3 separate regions of the Mus musculus genome follow, and regions 1 and 2 are each linked to region 3. A link is a loop called in an ENCODE intact Hi-C map of the cell type or tissue named here. Cell type or tissue: left cerebral cortex. All regions are shown on one strand. Each heading gives the region's core, and the rest is flanking DNA. Links, peaks and the distances in the headings are about the cores only. Region 1 has its middle 30 kb from the start of Gm35271. Region 2 overlaps Gm29683 (predicted gene, 29683). Region 3 overlaps Gm29683 (predicted gene, 29683).

Evidence for each region. Peaks named below come from ENCODE experiments on the same cell type or tissue, not always from the same donor. Only the 100,000 strongest peaks of a DNase experiment are listed, where the experiment ranks them.
Region 1: a loop joins it to region 3, with 4 times the contacts of the local background. A loop is called at or near these places in 5 of 42 quality-filtered maps.
Region 2: a loop joins it to region 3, with 2.7 times the contacts of the local background. A loop is called at or near these places in 15 of 42 quality-filtered maps.

Annotation. Positions count from the first base shown.
Region 1 is chr7:70,169,277-70,175,470 of GRCm38, reverse strand. No RefSeq gene overlaps it. Among named protein-coding and RNA genes, the nearest start is that of Gm35271, 30 kb to the left of the region's middle. In left cerebral cortex, for the core only: no CTCF peak of the experiment used is centred there; no DNase peak of the experiment used is centred there.
Region 2 is chr7:70,331,333-70,337,526 of GRCm38, reverse strand. The region is part of intron 1 of Gm29683 (predicted gene, 29683); the gene reads left to right. Among named protein-coding and RNA genes, the nearest start is that of Gm29683, 3.4 kb to the left of the region's middle. In left cerebral cortex, for the core only: a CTCF peak has its summit at 2,400; a DNase peak (open chromatin) is centred at 2,412; H3K4me3 peaks cover 130 bases.
Region 3 is chr7:70,277,433-70,283,626 of GRCm38, reverse strand. All of the region lies in intron 1 of Gm29683 (predicted gene, 29683), which reads left to right. Among named protein-coding and RNA genes, the nearest start is that of Gm29683, 57 kb to the left of the region's middle. In left cerebral cortex, for the core only: no CTCF peak of the experiment used is centred there; DNase peaks (open chromatin) are centred at 2,712, 2,750, 2,941, 3,162 and 2 more places.

The sequences.
Region 1 (6,194 bases), core at 796-5,795, 110 kb after region 3:
TTTATAAATCACTGTTTAATTAACATGTTGGTTTAAGCAGTTTCTATTGGCAATACGAAGCTAGCGACACTATGAAGTTTCTGAACTCTATGCATAAACTGAGTGTTTGTAAAAGTGGCAAGCCAGTTTTCTTTTAGGCTAGGGAGAAATATTAAAAACCAGGGTTAAAATTAAGATCTTGTACATCTTCTTACTGCATTGCTAATAATATGTTCTTGTGTGTGAATGTAGACTTGGTTAACTGTCCAAGGCATCTTAATTAAATTAGGAATAATAAAATACTTTCACAATTCCTATTAAGAGTGTTTGCTGATGAGAACAGTTGCTTTTTAGGTTTTAGTTTGAATCCTACATTCTGATCATATGGCCCTGTCTAACAAAGTGGGCTCATAAAAAAATAGATAAAAAAATAGATAATTCTCAAGTCAGTACTATGAAAACACCCAAATTTTTTCTACATTTAATGGACTTTAATAAGTAAACTAAGTTAATCTGGAAGGCATCCAGTTCCAGTATATGTCCCATTCAGATTTGTGCTATGTGAATTTATCTATTCATCATGTGCTGGCGGAGAAGATGCAAGACAATAGGGTCATTTAACTCCAGCTCTTCCAAGTGTCTGGAAAGGCTTGCTATTTTATCTCCTTTCTCTTGCTTTGTAGAGATGTAAAATATTTTTACTCCTTTACTAGTAAAGGTTAAATCATCAAGCAGCTTAACAACATGTTAGTAAATGATTTTTTAAAATAACTATAGCATAACCCAAGGAATTTGTTGTCCTAAGGGGGAAAAAAAAAACTCCAGGAAGCTCTTTATAGATATAATTGCCTTATTTTATTTTTGGAAGACAGTATTCTATTTTTTTGTTCTAAAATTTTTCTCTTTCCTTATTATGCAATCTCATCCTAGCTAAGTAACTCAAGTCAGTTTTTAATGAGGAGCTTCTAGCATTAAAAAATCAACTTCAGAAAAAGCATTTATTATTTTAAGAATGTGTGGGTAAGTCAATCTTGAACAAGTATACAAGCCAATTTATTGTACAAATTGATGTTATCTTTTGACAAATCTGAAATTTTTCATGAATCATCATCCAGAAAGAAGGATTTCTTTAGTGGCTTCAAACAGCAGTATGACAGGTAGATATATAGGGGAAAACATTGAAATAAAGCACTATGAATTGCAATTTGAAAAGAAGCAAGTGAGCATCCTACTTTTCTGGTCACTGAAAACAGAAAACTGGTCCACAATTTCATTCGGTACAAGCACTAGCTATCCTGCAGAAAGCCTTCAGATGGTTTCTAAATCAACAGCAATGAAGCCCAGGTCCCGGAGGAGTAAAAATAACTTAAAAAAAAAAGAGTGGAATCTTATTAAACACTGAGCAATTTTTAAAAGACAAAGACATATTAGGTACAGAGAATATTATTTGAATCTAAATAAATCGAGTAAAAAGGCTAACTGTACCAATAGTATTTAAAAAATATATATGTTCCTCAAATCTAAAATCTGAGGAGTTCATTTCTATGTTGAAATGTACTCCATAAATAAATGTTTTCACAGCTTCCCACTGAACAAAAAAGTTCAATAGTGAAAAGATACTGTCCTACTTTTTCAAGTTTTTCAATGAAGGTTTTAATTTTATTAAATTTGAAATGATTCTTAAAACATTTCAGTAAAAACAATCAGACCCTTCACCACCCCCAACCCCCCATTTCTGGAATTTCAAGACGAAACAAAACTTGTCTTTGTTCTTTGTATTGCTATTTTCAAATAATCATTTAATAAATTTAATGTTAAGTAAATTTGCACTAATATTTGTTTAAACTTTAAGTATTTTTCACAAAGTTGTATAACAAAAAAGCCAAAGTAGAATGTGCAATATTGTGTTTCATAATTTTAAAAGTCTAAGATCTTGTCAGTTGAGCAATTTTATCAAAATTGATTTAATCACAGCAAGTGAGAAGACTTTAATAATTGTTTTGGTAGCATCGAGTAAACTATTGTAGTTTGAAAAAACAAACAATGCTTATTTGTCTTAATATAGTTATATTTTCTTCTTGAAAGTGTAATTTTGAATAAGTTTTGATTTTTAGATAATGCTGATTTTAACCCCCATTTAAACATGCTTCCATTTGGTTACAAGCTATACTGCAAGCTCACATTTTTTCAGAGACTATCGAAATAGAGATTTAAAAGACAATTATGTACTTTTCTATTATAGTTTATAAAAAGCCTCTGTAATCATAATTCATTTGTAATAAGATTTAACTGTAATATATATAAGAATGGGGAGGTAATGTGTAATATTTTAGGAAGACAATTTATACTCTTTTAGAAATTACTTTAATTTTCTCTATGTAAAAGTTATTTTTGAAAGGCAATATCCATTTTGATTTTATAATTCAATATTTTATAAAATTTGTGATTACACAATGTGCTCTGCTTCAGAAAATTATGATGAAACTTCAGTTCCTATGGCCCATGATAAATTACAAAATATAGCAAAAGTAATCTAAGACTGTTCGGATCCACTCAGTTAAAAAAAAGCCAACATTTTGAGTAACTTATTAATTCACTCAATTTTATTTGTTTCACCTATTTCTATACTTCACACCATTGATACAGACAAACTACCCATTGACAATAATAAAAATTTCAAGGCATTTCGCAAAGGAGTGATTGTTTTAAAATTCTATTAATGTCCTGGGTAATAAATAAGGCAGGAAAAAGTTCGGTGTCTTAATCTTGTTTACTCTTAGAAACCAATACTGTAGCCGAGAATTTTGCTAGGCAGGAGAAGGCTGAGCAGATTGATCGAGCATTCTCGCTTTCTCAGTGGTCTGTGTCAATATTGGCCCATGTGTACTCGGTTTGATTCTGTTTATTCTTGTCAGGAGAAGTATTTCATACAAGTCTGCGAGACTTAGTTTAGTTTAGTTGTTTTTGTGTTCCAAGGCTCATTTAAGCATTTCAAGATAAATAAAGTGCAAGAGTTTCTGTTTTGTTTTGTTTTTGTTTTGTCTAGCAGTAAACATTTAATGAAAGTGAATTTTCTTCTCTCAGTGTAGAGAATTTGAAGTGTGTGTTGTTTTAAATATATTTTTTAAAAACAAAATTTCCAAAAGATGAACTTTCATACTTTGAAATACATATCCTTCCTTGTTTTGGAACTTAGGTTTCTAAGTATATAGACATAATTATTTTTCTACAAGAATGTATTTCATGTACAATGACTTTATTTGCCTTGTTTGTCAATATGAGCAAATTTTTAAAGCCAAAACGGCACAAATGATAAATAACTCATTTTTGTTTTTTGTTATTGTTGTTTCATAAAATAATTAAACAGATTTAGCATTCAAATACCAGTTTTATAAACTACAAAGCAAACATTCCAGAATATCTAAGAGTCTGCATATAAAGCAAACACTGTATGCTCCAGATTATAAACTGCTGAGACCCGGAGACAATTTTACTTATTTCCACATTACATCCATAAACTTCAATTCATGACTGCAGCTCCAGTTGCTCATCATGTAATTTTTTCACTGTGACAATTAGTATAATTAATTAATTATTCAATAATTGAAATGCAGGTTAACAAACTTCCATATAGAAAAGTTTTAAAAATGTCCTTCATTCAAACTGTGAACTCTAAGCCTATAAAACTCTTCAAAGAACCCCAAGATATCAAGCAATCTTTTATTTAGCTAAACCTACCCCCCACCTTCACGCCCTTTCATACTTAAATAGTCAGTATGCTCGGAGCTTGGAAAAAAGCGAGAGAAGCCTTAATGGATCACTGGTTTTAACTAAAGAAGTAGGTGCGTATCCCTTATAAATGAATTCAAAACAATTTTTGTTTTAGCATTAATAGTTTGCATCAAATGAAAACAAGCTTCTTAGTGTAGGAGAGTAAAATGTTGAATAGGGCACTTATTAGCATATCTTTTATTTTAAACCCAAGGACAAACATTCTAAAACAATATCTATTACATTGGGACAATGATGGAGGTTTTTTTTTTTTCCATGTTCTAATATTCCAGCGGTGGACTTCCTCTGAGCCAAGGGTAACATAACCAGAGTACAAAGCGAAGGACACAGGAAAAACAGCAGGGACACATAAAATCGATTTAAGAAAAACAATATTTAATCTCATCCAAGCCGAAAGCTAATGCAGTTGGCTGTGGTGGAGAGGGCTCACTTTGCAAAGAGAGGTTTCTTCTCCACATAGATTCTGCCGCCCCGAATGTGCATATATGATTAAGGAAAATGAGGTGCAGATTTGGAGTTTGATCCTAGGCAAAATAAAGGCTGTACATTCTAAAGAGGACCATACATTTGAGGTTCAGTTATGATCGATTGCAGAGAGAATGGTGTGCGTTCTGGAGGTTTTCTCAAGTTTAGCAATAGACAAACCAGGTAACACGTCACCTTTCAGTTTCTCACTGTCTCTTTTGGAAGCCACACATGCTACTAAATTCAGCCTTTCTTCCCCGAATAATTCTAAAATGGCAAACATTTCTGTTACATAATTTTTCCTCTATCCTTCAAAAACGTGTGATTATTTGGAAAAATTACAATGGAATAAATTAAGGGATCTTGACGAAAACAGCGAGGAGGGTAATTTCTATTTTTAGTTGAAGGAAGAACTTCAAAGGAATTAAATCAAAGATGATAAAATGTCTCTCCTTTTATGGCACTCTTCTTCCCTTTGTTCCTTTTGAACAAGGTACTCTAAAGGGCTTCGATTTTTGGACATCCTGAACCAGTGTAAAGCAGGGCCACAGTCATTTAGGTGAGCCTGAACTTCTACAACTCTCCCTACAAGGATACAGATTTGTAGTTTAGTGTGTGAGAAACTGCCCAAAGACAGTCTTTGCAACAAGTGTCACTCAGCTCCAGGAGTCATTTCTGTATTAAGGATGTGAACTTGATTTTGTCTTTTTCTGAGAAAACTACTTTTTTTTTTTCATTAGAAATCTTTAACGTGCTTTCCCCCGACCCCCATTTTTTAATGGAACTGTGTATTCCTAAAGCAGTATCATTTACTATACTGGTTAAAATAATGCTTCTCCTATTTTTCTGTGCCCTCTTTGTGTGCATGACCTTGCTACCTGTTAGCATTTTGGTTTGGAACTTTTATTATCATTGGTTGTTTTCATTCCTTATCACTTTAATACATCATCCTGAGCTATTGTCAAGTCCAAGCTAAGCACTAATCACATATCCAGGCAGACAGGTTTCTTTTCTAGCTTGTTCTGTGAGAACAGGTAAGGACATGAACAAGTATATTATGGCCCCACTAGGTCAGCAGCTTCTGTTTGACATCTGTCAGACAGAAACAAGGAAGAAATGCTCTCATCAATTACAGGAGATCACTGAGAGCATTGGGAGTTGCAATGAGCAGGGAGCCTTCCTTTTTTTTTTCATTCAATGGATGCCATCTGTGTCTATTCGGAGGTACCAAGACCAAAAACACAACCCCAAACAATAAACAAACAAACAAACAAACAAACAAACAAAAAACCAAAAAGACTTGTACATGGTTATAAGCAAGCAAACAAGCAAGCAAGCAAGGAAGCAAGCAAGCAAGCAAGCACACAAACAGAAAATCCCCCAAACGAACAAAAACAAAGAAAACCAAAAAAATGTCTAAGCAAAGCTTTAAAAGCATACACTCCACTTCTTTAGTAGTGACATACAGGAAGCATTTATTAACTTCTAAGGCCATAGTTAGAAAGAAGCCTAATATACCGTGTTACAGCAAAACCCACACAGCATGATGCATTAAAGATCATCTGTGCTGGTCATTAATTAAATACCAACAGAATAGCAAAAAAAAATTTATAGTCAAATAGAATTTATTTTTATATTATCTTTCCAGAATCAAATTCTATTCCCTAAGCTCATTAAGGAAGTGAATGAGGGAAGGCCACTTTCCTTTAGGTGTGGAAGTTCTTACGAGAAATGACGTCGTGCTTCTGCTAATGAAAATGGTAAATTGCATAGTCAGTCTTCCTCTTTAATTTACATGATTTCTCTTAAATAAAATCATTTACTCAGTGACAGCAAACGCAACCAGCAGATGTTTGATTATTTGCTGAGGCAAGACAGTATATTAACTGATGGAAGTATCAATTGCAGTTATTAAAATAGATGCTACTTAGGAGAACTGTGGGATTCAGAAATAATTA
Region 2 (6,194 bases), core at 392-5,391, 54 kb before region 3:
CTACTTCACAGGCGTTTGTCCATTTGTGTGCCCTAATAGAGCATCGAGCCTTGAGTTTCTTTGGCCTCACTGCCTTGCATATAGGCACTTGGGTAGCTGATGACCACAGGCCCCCACAGCCTTCAACAGGCCTGAGTCCTGGAGTAGCCTTGAATCTAGTACTAAACGATTTCTAATGTTTGATCCCTCCCAAAGGAGAGTTTTTTCATATAACTGTAAACATAATTGTTATTAATATGCCCCCAAAAAGTGGTGGTTAAAAGGATACTCGACTCTCTCTAGATCACACTTTCAAGGAGAGAGAAGCTTGAAATCTGATATACTGATGAGATTATTAGACTTGATTAAATAGTGATTGGCCCCCACACCAGTTCTCTAAGGAACAGTGTCCCTCTCCTCGGTAGTTCTGTCTCTTCTCTTCTCTCCTTCTCTTCTCTCCTCCGTCTTCCAGGCGCGCAGGCTCACACTAATTCAGGAGTCATTAGCAACACCCTCTGCATGCATGGCTTGCGTGGGGGAAGCATTGTGTTCAGTAGCTGTTACACTAACTCTTGCACCGCATCTTGCGGTAGGAAGTGTAATAGCAAGAAGATCATTTTTTAATCCTCGGGCTTTATTTTGTGTGCGTATGCCTGTATGTGGGGGTGGGGTGGGAGTGGGGGTGGCTGCTCTCAGAAAATATGAATTGAGACGAGCCGTGTGGAAGAGAAAGAAATGGAGAGGACCGGAAAGAGGGAAAGAGAGAAGAGTAAAAGTTTCCAATTTAGGACTCAGAACCTCCTTCAAATTGAAGCTTTGGGGCTTGAGGTTCTTGTGAACTTTCTTCCGTCTGTTTTTGTCTCTGCACCTTATTGCCACTGCTCAGTGGATGCTAGGGCCCTCTCAGGAATTGCCTCTTAGCTCCTAGATCTATCAGCAACCATCTTCTCCACAAGTTAGCATTCTCACCTCAAAGCCTAGGAACTCCCAAGAACCTGGTCATGCCTCTACAGCTGCCCCCTGGAAAGATGCCCCTTAAATCCTGCTAGGAATGTGAGATATCTCTCTCTAGTATGATCTCTCAGGAACCTGTTTTAACTTAGTAGAAAAGGGACAAGCCAGCCAGAAAACTAAACTGGCTATTTTCCTGGTGCAGCCCTATAATTTCTGAGCGGGAGCACTGAGAGCCTTCTAATCTGCCGTGCATGGAGCACAGGTTGTAGAGAGGCAGAGAACTCACACCGCCTCTTGCCCAGGCTGCCCAGAGACTACCCTACCAACCCCAAGGAGCACAGAATTTTTCCTAAGAGGCTAACTTTGGCTTGCTCAGGTAGAAAATAAAGGGGGCTTAGATACCACCACCATCTCTCCCTTCACCCACAGTTCTCAGGCTGGCCATCATTTTACCCATGGAATCTAGTTGAACACCCTAAACACACACAAGAGAGAGAGAGAGAGAGAGAGAGAGAGAGAGAGAGAGAGAGAGAGAGAGAGTTAGAGAGAGACTTAGAGAAAGAGAGACTTAGAGAGAGAGAGAGAGACACTTAGAGAGAGGTCAAACACATAAGTAAAAACTACATTAGATGGAAGTTCCATGTCGCTTTCAAAACAGATAAACCACACAGTTCTTCGCTGGCCCAAAAGCAAGGCACTCTACATTCAAAATTTATTTTCAGCATGGAAAGGGTGTTGTTTCTTATTACACTTGGCTTTGGGGTGAAAAGAAAATGAAACAAAGATTCACCATAGCATAGCAGTGAGTTAATTTTCTGTGTATTTTATAGTCTAGTCCAGTGGATATATTTAAAGGAAGATAAACACCTTAACTGACCAACTGGTTGAAACAAGGGCAAATAGTCAGTTGCACATTGGAGGAAAAGAATGTGTAATTCATAATTCCTGGCCATTGTTACTTTCATTGGTCGAAAGGCAGACGTGCTGAGGATTGCGTTTTCTGATTATGTCTGAAAATGGAGAGGAACCAGGCTCCAATAGGCCAGCCACAGTCCTGGCAAAGCCTCGGTGAAACCCCAGCGGTCAGAAGGAATGGATTTCTGTGGAAATCATAACTGGGAGGTTATAGCTTCATAGGCCCCGCTTCATGGAAGGCATGGGCCACGGCAGAATGACTTAAACACACCGCAGCCTGAACTGGTGGCCTCCTGACTATGTGTCTCATTCATTTTATCTTTTCTCTGAATGCAGCTTAGGTGACGACCGTTGAGCTGTGAACGTATGCTTCTGTGTTTTTTTTTCCTTTGCGCATCTCCTTTGAGAATTGTGGGTCACAGATGATGGTGTTCTTTTGCACCAGTGGGGAAAGAGGCCTGTGTGTTTCGGCTTCTTTGGAGATTTTAATAAGGAAAAAGAACGAGTTAGGCTGCAGGAGATTTGGAGGCTTGGTCGCGTTATTCCAGTTTCCGAAGCGAGGTGGCGCTCCAGGGCACTGCACTGCGCCCGGGTTTCCGCAGCTGAGCACCAGCTTCGTAGAGTTTGCTCTGGAAGGCAGTAAAGTCCAGGAGCGATGTAAACGCAGAGTTCCTAAACGTTCTGTGCAGAGTCCAGGGGTACTCAGACTCTCTCAGGCCTAGTGGCCTACATGAGTAAGAGAAGACCCGAAGCCGCTTCTGGGGGTGAAGGGGGGGGGAGGGGAGAGGGTGGCTGCAGGGAGGGCAGACCAGCCAAGGCCCGGGCAGGCTCTGTGTTGAATCTTCCTGGAATCTCTAAAGTTCCAACTCTTGATGGGTCCGGAGCGGTTCTAGAATGCTGTAGAGAGAGCTCGGCCGGAGCCATCCTCCCTATTTCCCTATCTGCGGTGGGCTGGTTAAAATTCACGGAGGAGGTTTCTCCCCATCCACTGGGCTCTATCGACTTAGTCTCCCACCCTCTCACCCCCACCCCACCCCATCCAAAAAAGAAGAAACAAGAAATAAGAGGAGGATGAGGAATAAGAAGAAGGGTGTGTGTGTGTGTGGGGGGGGGGTGTATTCGTGCATCCCATGGCTTTCATTTTGTTTTCCAAACTGGATCTTTTTTCTCTTTTTTTCTTTACTGCCATTTCTTCTCTTCTGTTTTCTTTTCTGTACATTTTCTTTCATTCCCTTATTTCGTTAGTTTTTGCAACCCATTGGTGACGAGGGAGGGAGGGAGGGAGGGAGGGAGGGAGGGAGGGAGAGAGAGAGAGAGAGAGAGAGAGAGAGAGAGAGAGAGAGAGAGAGAGACCAAATAAATGGCAGCAAAAAAGTGAAGAAACAATTTTGATTTATTGCATGGATTTCAATCCATGCGATTTCGTTTTCACCTCGCTTCTACATTTCCCGAGTCTCAGGCTCATAAAGGCTAATAAAGACGCAGGAGAGGAAATGCCCCTTAGACCTCTTTGGAAATGATGATAGAAGTAATAGTGGCGGTAGTCCCTCTGCGCAGCACTCCTGTATAATGGAGATGTCACTGTGGTTTTGCAGTGTGGCTCCGAGGACCAACAGTCGTGCAAAATTTGTGCCCATGCTCTGAGGGCCTCTTTTCAGCTTCCGGGTCTAGTGGGTCCCCTGAACCATGCGATGTTCTCCTTCCCCAGTGGCCTGTACCTTCAGGCTGCCAGGAAACTTTTTTCCTCCTCACAGTGTTGCAAACTTGCAGCTTAACTGTGTGTCTCTTTTAGCCCCCACTTCACCCACTTTCGTCGAAGTTTTAAAGCAGAAACAGCAGGATTTTGAACCCAACTTAGGACTCTAGAGAAACTCAGAGGACCAGGTCATTAGGAATGTTAACGGACAACCAAGAATTATAAACATGATCTGAAAGTCTCTTCCAATTCATTTAAGTATTTATTTGTGCTAAGTGATGAAAGGTGACGGATGAGAAATAGACATCTTTTAAAAATAATGATGTCAGAGGAGCCTTTACCCTGTCGATTGCTATAAATCAGCGTTGAGAAAGACAAACGGGGGGGGGGTGTTATTTGGCCACCTAACGGGCTGCATTCACTGGGCTGCAGTTGGCCTGTCAGCAACGTGAAGCAGCGGTGAAGCTTTGGTCTGGGGAATGGCAAGGAACGAGGGGAGGATCAAGGCCCACAAAGAGCCAAAGGGGGACATGCTGGTGAGCCTGCTGGTTTCCACTTGAATTCCCATACTAGTGATAGATTTGGCTTAAGGTAGTGTGTCCAGGCCAGGCAGATGACAGGCCTTAGGAATTCGGGGAGGCTATAGTCACTCAAAGTTCTGAATGTCACATTATAGAGGGAGAGCAGGCTCTGTTTCACAGTCTGTCAGGGGTTTGGAAGACTCCATGAATGTTACCTTTTGAAAATACTCCCCCACCCCCGTTCTCTCTCTCTCTCTCTCTCTCTCTCTCTCTCTCTCTCAATTTTCTCGGCCCAAGAGGAAGCTTCATGCTCTCTATGACACAGACTGGTCTCCACAAGGAGAGAGGATCCGAGCCCTATAGGTAGGAAATGACAGGTGTCTGCAGGTTTGAGGTGAAGGTTGCTGGCGCTGCTCTTGTACCAGCCAGAAGATCAAAAAACGACTTCTGAAAAGGGCAGAACGGGGTGGTATTTTAAAGTTTACACTGAGCTTGTAGAGACAATCAGTTCTCAACCACTTCCTTTTCAGTCACAGAAAGGCCTGGAGTGCTGGGATAGGGTTTGAGAGAGAAACGAGCTTAAGGAACCGGGCAATCTTGCCAGAGACTTCTGCCCCTACCACTTTTCACACCTGCGCTGCCCAGTTTCCAGTTCAACCCTGAGCCAGAGAGGCTGCCTAAGCCTCTGGCCTCTGGGTCTGCCTGTTTTGTCCCTTCCAAATGCTTCTAGCAGGCACAGATGCTCTCACGGTCGCGTCCCTCTGGTGCATCTTGGAGAAACACTGGCAAACAGTGCTTTTCTGAGGAGCAGAAGGGCTGCTTAAGCGCCAGCAACAGGTCCATGCTGAGATTCCTCTGTCCTTCACCGGCCCCTCCTTCCACCCTCGCTACTGGGGTCCGCGGGGTAAAGGGGGGGATCTACTTCCCCCTTCCTCCTGGGTCACCCACAACAACCCAGGAAGGCAAACATCAGGTTTGCACTGTTTCTTTGGATAAACGCCTGGCTAAATGCTTCTAATAATGAATGGCCTTTCGCTGGACACTCGCTTGAACCGAAGAGAGGACCTCACTGGAGAACACCAAAAAGAAAATAACTAGAAAGTGGAAAGGAACACGGCCGGCGGCGGCCTCTAGGATCCAGACAAAGACATCTGAGTCTGTCCCTTTGCAGTCGCCCATCTCTCCTTCCTGCCTAGAGATCTGATTTGGTCCTACTGCGGCTCCCTAAGAGCCTTTAGATCCGACGTCCCTTCACTGGGGACCTTGAGCTGAGATCCCAGGGCTGGAAGGCTCCGATTCTAGCCGGAGCTGGAACCTGGTGGCCTCAACACTTGCGGGATGCTGCTACTGGGCCACAGTCCCTGCCTTGCCCACAGGAACCTAAACATCCCCGCGTCCTAGGTTAAGGTGGTTAGGGCGAGGGGGTAGGCTCCTGGACCAGCCAGGTCGAAGCGATGAAACAGCAACTTCTTCTTCTTCTTTTTTTCCCCCTGGCAGGGAGGAGGGAAATTCGTCGGAGGAGGTCGGTGGAGACTCCTCCTTCGCTCCGCCCGGAGGCAGCCAGAGCTCCGCTAGCGGTGCGTCTCCGCCCGCCCGAGCGTTTCCATAAATCAGGCCGCTGGCAGGCTGCTAATTAGCTCCGGCCGAAAAGAATGAGAGTTCTGTAGCACACGGTGGGTTGGGAGTGGGGGCCCAGTAGGTGGGAGATCAGAATTCCCCAGGATTAACGGGGGGACTCCTTGGGGGCATCTCCGCGCTCCCTGCCCGAGCCACCTCCGATCACCTCCTGCCAGCAAAGGCCCGCAAGTTCGGGCCTCCAGATCCCGCGCCTCCCGCACTGCGCGCACCTCTGCAGTCGACCTGGCCCGCCCACCCACGCCGAGGCCCCCTCTCCCACTCGCTGAGCATGCCTGGCGTTAATTAACTCCCCCTTCACCCGGTGCAGTATCGGAAGACTTTCAAAACTCGTCCCAAAGTGTTTCCTTCTCAAGCCTGAAGGCAGCGTTTGGAACGACCCGCAGAAAAGGGGGGCGGGGTGTGGATCTGGGGGAAGGGTTGGTTGCACCGGGATTTGAGATAACAAGACTTCCCCAGCGATTGTGTGGGTAGAGGGATGGGCTGTTGTAACC
Region 3 (6,194 bases), core at 772-5,771:
GGGTGACATTTTATTGTAAGCCTCCCAATGAAAGGAAGAAAAGGAAGGGACCAGTCAATTTAATGCAGGGACCAAGAGTGCAGGAGTGTTGCTAAGAGACAGAGATGCTGGTAAAGTTCTATCACAAGCCCTACTCTGACCTTATGCAAATAGAGGCGGCCAACTCTTTGTGGAAGGCTGAAAATTCCACCCCCTGTGTCACCAATACCTGGCATCCGAGCCTTTCATTCAAATGTTCTCTAAAAACACACACAGAGGATGTGACAAAGTGTGACACATCTAGGGGTTTTAGCGCACAGACACACAAACCTCACTAGGATATGGGAATAGTGATAGCACTAATAATTTTTAAATGGGAGGGGGGCGGTCAATGGCTGAGCTTCCTGAAGAATTGTCACCCACCCTTACCTTCTGTCACTGGCATCTTCCTTTAGCTGTAAAGTAATCTGAAGAGTCAGAAATTGCCCTCTCCTTGCAGAAGTAGAAGCCTATTAAGATACTGAAGTAGCTCAGAGTGTTGTCATAATTCACACCCGGAAGAGTGTGAGAGGGGAAAGTGCGAGGGTGGATGGATAGGCTGAGAGAGCTTGGTGCAGAGCAATCCCAGTTCATCTTGACACCCCCCCCAAGTGTGTGTGTGTGTGTGTGTGTGTGTGTGTGTGAGAGAGAGAGAGAGAGAGAGAGAGAGAGAGAGAGAGAGAGAGAGAGAGAGAGAGAGAGAGAAAAGAAATTTTCATTCACTATTCATCTGCCCACTCTGGTAGAAAAAAGAAATTTGGGGAAATGAGTCTCCTTAGGGAGTTGAATACTCTTAGAGTTCACGTGGGAAGGCGGACAGGACACATCCCAGTGAGCTAGTGACTCCGGATACCAGCTGTGAAAAAGGGTCTCATCATCCTAACAGAGGGGTGGGGACTTAGGTAAGTGCCTTTGAGGACAAGCCGAGGGGCATGCTCTGCCACCTGGCCCTGGGTGCCAGAAGGTGAGCTTTGAATTAGAGCTGGATGCTGGAACAGGCTCTGACCCTTGGGCTCCAGGGAGCAGCCCTTTGTGAGACAGAAGAGAGAATCCTGACTTGGAGCTCCAGTGTCTGGATTCCCCACTTTCTGCAGCACTTTCTTTCTTGTGCAGCCTCATTTCCACACGTGTCCCACTCCCTTTCACCCCGAGTTAACTATTGGTTTTTCCCTGAGTTGGAGTATTAGGAAGCCATTCACCAGGCCAAATGAAGCACCTAAAAATAACTGCTCTAGGGTACCAATACAGAGAAGTTGCCCATCACACAGAGAAATAGGTTATTTTCACAGTTCTTTAACCACCCTTGGAGCACTGTAGTTTTGGGGAACTTGAGGACCTTGGGGCTGGCTGGCAAGTAGAGGACGGGTAGGGCTTTTCTTAGCAGCTGCACACAGCCCCAGGGACTACTGGGGAGGACCGAGGGCGGCTAGACCCTGACCCAAACTGGAAAGCATCTTGCTAGGTTCCCACTCATTTCCTACAAGGCAGGAGAACAGGATCATTTTCTCTGAGTGAGGGCAAAGCCCAGCGCACACAACTTGGAAAACTCAATTTAGTCAGCCTGCTTTTTACATTCCACTCCCTCCCTCTCTTTTGATTTCAAAATTGATAACAAGCCCACCGCTGCGCATCTTTATGATAATAGTTGCAAATGAGTACGGTGCTCCCCCTACCCCCTCGACTAGGGAGCGTTTCAAGCAGTCAGTGGCAAGTAACTTCTCAGGATAACTTCTCCCTGAGATCTTCCCCCTCCCCTTTTAATGGTGGGACTTTTCATAATGTGCACAATACTATTAAAATTTCATATTAGCACTGTGTATGGTGAACTTTGTAATGGGAAATTCAATAGCTGCTGTAAATATTAATGGAATATGAAATGAAGCCACAGCCTCGACCAGCCCTGACAGTAAAACGGAGTGAGCATGTGGCGGCCCCGGGGCGAGAGAGGCCTTTCCTCTTGTCGCTCTCGCTTTATTACATTAGCGCCGGCCTCCCCACGCCGGCGTGGGCTCAGAAGCCGAGGCGCAAGGGTCACCCATGACAAATGTCCCCGTGTCTCGCCAACAGGCCCCGCCTGGCCCTGCCACTCCATCTGCTCAACAGGCCCCTGGAGAGTGCTTGCGGGTGTCAGTTTCGGGCACAGAGCTCTTGAGAGCGCCAGGTTTCCAAAAAGATAGCAGTGGTTCGGGTGCCTCCTCAAGTCACCGCTCCCTGGACCTGGGGAGGGGACAATTCCAAGCGCGTGTGTTAACGAACTCCAAGTAGCGTTCTGGGGTTGAAAGAGGTACTTTGAAAAGTCAGGCTCCCACTCCGGTCTAGATCCATGGCCCACCTTCCCCAAGCCCTATCCCAACCCGACTCTAGTCCGCAGGACCTGTCTCAGAACTCGCCTTAGGCTCTTTTTGCTGACAGCTGCCATCACCTACAGGGGCCCGGAGCAGTACGGGGGTCGTAAACTGACCCACGGGCGCCGGTTCACTCCGCCCCCAGCCTAAACCATCCGGGCAGTCGATTATCAGAGTTTAGGCCTTGGAGCGGCAAGCGCAGCCTTTTCTCAGTCGGGAATCTTCCAGAAACCACTGGGGAATGTGCTGCGTAGACTGCGGGAGATCCAGTAGTTCTTCCAGCAGCGGAGGGGCAGACCCGGCCTTTTGGAAATCTGGGGTTCCTGCTGGGGAGGACTGCGCGTAGGCAAACGTAGCCATCAACACCTTGTGCTGCGAGTTATTTCTACCGGCTGAGAACGATCCAGAATTGAGTGGCAGGCGACGGGTCTGCCTGCTCGCAGTATTTATTTTGTACCGACAGCACTTAGGAGACCTTAGTTTCTAGTTGGGACATTAATCTCCACTTGTTAGGAGATCGGCTGTCACCGTTGAGCCTTCCCACTTCTGAAGGCCGATGGTGTCCCGAGCTCCGAGCTCTGCCACACGCTACCTGGACGGTGGGGACAAGCAAGGCGGTGAGCAAACCGCAGGGGCAAAGCGTGGACACGGCGGGCCCTGCCGCCGATCGGGAGATGCCTGGAGGGTGGGGTTGGGGGAGTAAAGGAGCCCAGGACGGTAGCGAAGGGTTCCCCTTCTATTTTTACCTCGTAGAGAGGGGCGAAAGGGACTCTTTCTTATTGCAAAGATGGTTTTTAAGGCAGGACTCTCGGCTCAGAGGCGCAGCGTGCTGGCCGCCGAGTCGCGAGTCCTCCCATTTCACCGCCACTGACTGCAGAGTCAATTGCTACCTCCCTTTTACCACCCGTTTAGCTGGGGACGCGTTTCCATTCCATCTACCCCCTCCCTCTTTAAATTGTTTTCTGCCCAGTTTCTCTTCGCTCCCGGAATCAATCCAAAGCAGCGCTGCTGCTATTCCCTCATTTGCTCTCCGGGTACCCAAACATCAGGACCCAAAGGAGAGGAAATAAAGATAGGATTGAAACGCTCCAGGGGTTCCCAGGCAGAGATTGCTTCAACAAGCTAACCCTGTATTCCAGATCCCCGGCATTGCTTCAAGTGTGGTTTGCTGCTGGTCATGAACCCTTGGCCAGTCTGTCCCTCCTCCTCAGAGAGCTGAGCCTCAGCACTTCTTTGGCGCCACTAAATGCACCCCAATCCCCCAACCCCCACCAGGATCTTGCAACTTTTTCCGCCTTGCCCCTATAAAAGAGTTACACTTTCTACGAAGACTTAAAAAAAAAAAAGACAAGAAATGGATATAGGTTTTGTAACCGTTAAATAACTTTCCCAGCGTGTATTAAAGGAAGATTGTATTTTATCAACAGCTGATTGATGCCCGTGTGATCCTGTCGGTTTGTCTATAGTATCATATTTATTTAACCTGCTGGGGGACCGTGTTCCGGGGCAGCCTGTTCACGCTGACAAGAGCGTGCACATTACACACTACCCCAGGTATTTTGATTGATTGTTCCCACCCTAAAGCCTTTGGTTCATAATTTAGCACAGCGGGTTCTGCATCACAGACTAGGCTAAAAAAAAAAAAAAAAAAAAAAAAAGAATCCTGTAAGAGATTTCAATGAACAACTACTGGCAACAAACCGTTCTCTACCTGAAACCCCCAAATATTTTAATATCTTAACAATCACAAAACATTCAACTCTTATTTACCCCATTTTTCAGAAGTGGTATCAGAGAATGCATTTTGAGACTGTGGCTGGACCAGTCAGTATTTCTTGAACTAGAGTTGAAGTGGTGAGGACACAGCTCCCCCCCCCCCTCTTTTTCTTTCTCTTGCAATAGCAGGCTTGGGTGCTGAAGGAGCAGGGAGAAAAGAATGGGCCATCCCCACAGACGCTTCTCCTGTGTGGCTTTGGAATGTAGTTCATAAGGTCTTTTGCTGGAATTACTACCATTGTTTAACTCCACGAATGAACGAGGAGAGGCTCCTTCTTTTGTTTTCCTTCAGAAGACAAACTCTTCAGTGTACCTAAGAAACATTCAAAAATATTTGTGTACTTAAAAAAAAAGTAAACCACCTCAGCTGTCTAGCAAAAATGTAACCTGAAGTTAGTAATACCTACTGCAGAATCCAGCAAATACTCTCTCTTCTCTTAAGGGATTTCTAAGAAGGCAGCTTGTTGGCGAAACTTATTTTTCTGAGCCCCAGCAAAAGCACATGTTTTACCTCACGTGCATTTAGCCAATTGTTTTGGCTGTGATAAACATGGGAGACTTCTTCCTGTATTATTGTTGTTCTGGCTAGTAATGGTTTTTTGTTGTTGTTGTTGTTGTTGTTTTTTAAAGGATGAGAAAACAAGTTTGAAATGTGTGTTGTTTCCAGTGATGTAATGATGCTGTGTGTGCCTGGTAGTCTTGCATTTGTCTTTTAGAGATTCTTGAAGCCTGTAAGGTCATCTTGGCAGCATCCTGTATCTAACCAACCTCCCTCCCCAGACTTTATTTTGGTATTCTAGGTTGGATGGGTTGGCCATTATCACAATGGCCAATGGCATGAATTTCCAGGATGTAGATATGTAGACATTAAAGAAAGACATCAAGGGAATAATTGTCCTCCCATAAGTCAATATAGGTAATACAGTGCCCTCCTTCACTTCTTAGGTTATTATTGGGGCAAAACAATTTTTTTAAAAAAATCTATCTAGTGATAATAGATACTGGTGATAGCAATCATTAAAACTTCCTTCTTCGTTTCTTCTTCATTTTTGAATATTATTCATAGAAGCTATCTTTGGGCTTGATGTATGCGTTTAAATAAGGATAAAGACATTAACCAAGTTTTATATCCTCCCATTTCTAATTAACATTTCTTTGATTGAATGTCCCTTATTTTTAATGCTGCCACTAGAGCCTTTCTTCTATCATCACACTTGGGGCATGTTTGGGAGATCTCACTGGTAGCCTTTCTTTGCCAGTAATATCTTGTTCAGCCACTCTTTTTATCTCTAGATGTTGCTATTTATCCTTAGATGATATTCAATGAAAAAGAAAAACTCAGAATATTTGAAAACTCCAGGAAAGGCATCTCTCTGCTGAGAAAACAGCCATGATCAAATGTTAAGTACAGACGCAGTATTCAGAGAGAAAGACAGGGCACGCTGGCTAAGGAAATATTTACCCAGGCCTCCATGGCAGCCAGGAGCACTAAGGCAGACCAAGTGCAGTGATGGGAAGGACAGTGGTTTGTTTGTTTGTAGTAAACAACTCTATGCAATTTAATCACTCATGCTAAGAAAGTATTGAGGTAGCCTATGAATCTATTTGTGGCCATTCTTTTTTCTCCCCAAAGCCTTTAGAAATCATTGGTTTACATCCAGAATGATCTTTTTCTTCCTTTCTCCCTTCCCCTCCTCCCTCCCTCCTCTCTCTCTCCCTTCCTTTCTTCCCTTCTTTCTGAAACAGTGCCTCACGTAGCAGTGGTTGACTTCTAACTTGATGTGTCCTTCTGAGGATGACCTCAGGTTTGGGACCTGTCCTACTTCCTGGGCGGACAGACATGTGCTATCTTGCCTTGTTTATGCGGTGCTGGGATTGACCTCAGGGTCTGGTGTATACTCAGCGAGTGCTTTAGAAACTGAGCCACATCTTGGCTCTGTGGATAAACTTTTTGAAAAACAAAACAAAACCCTACTATAAGTGTTCTTTAATAATGAATAAAACCATCTCGTAGGTTGTTTCTTGAGGAATTTTTGGATTAGTTTAAATATATGC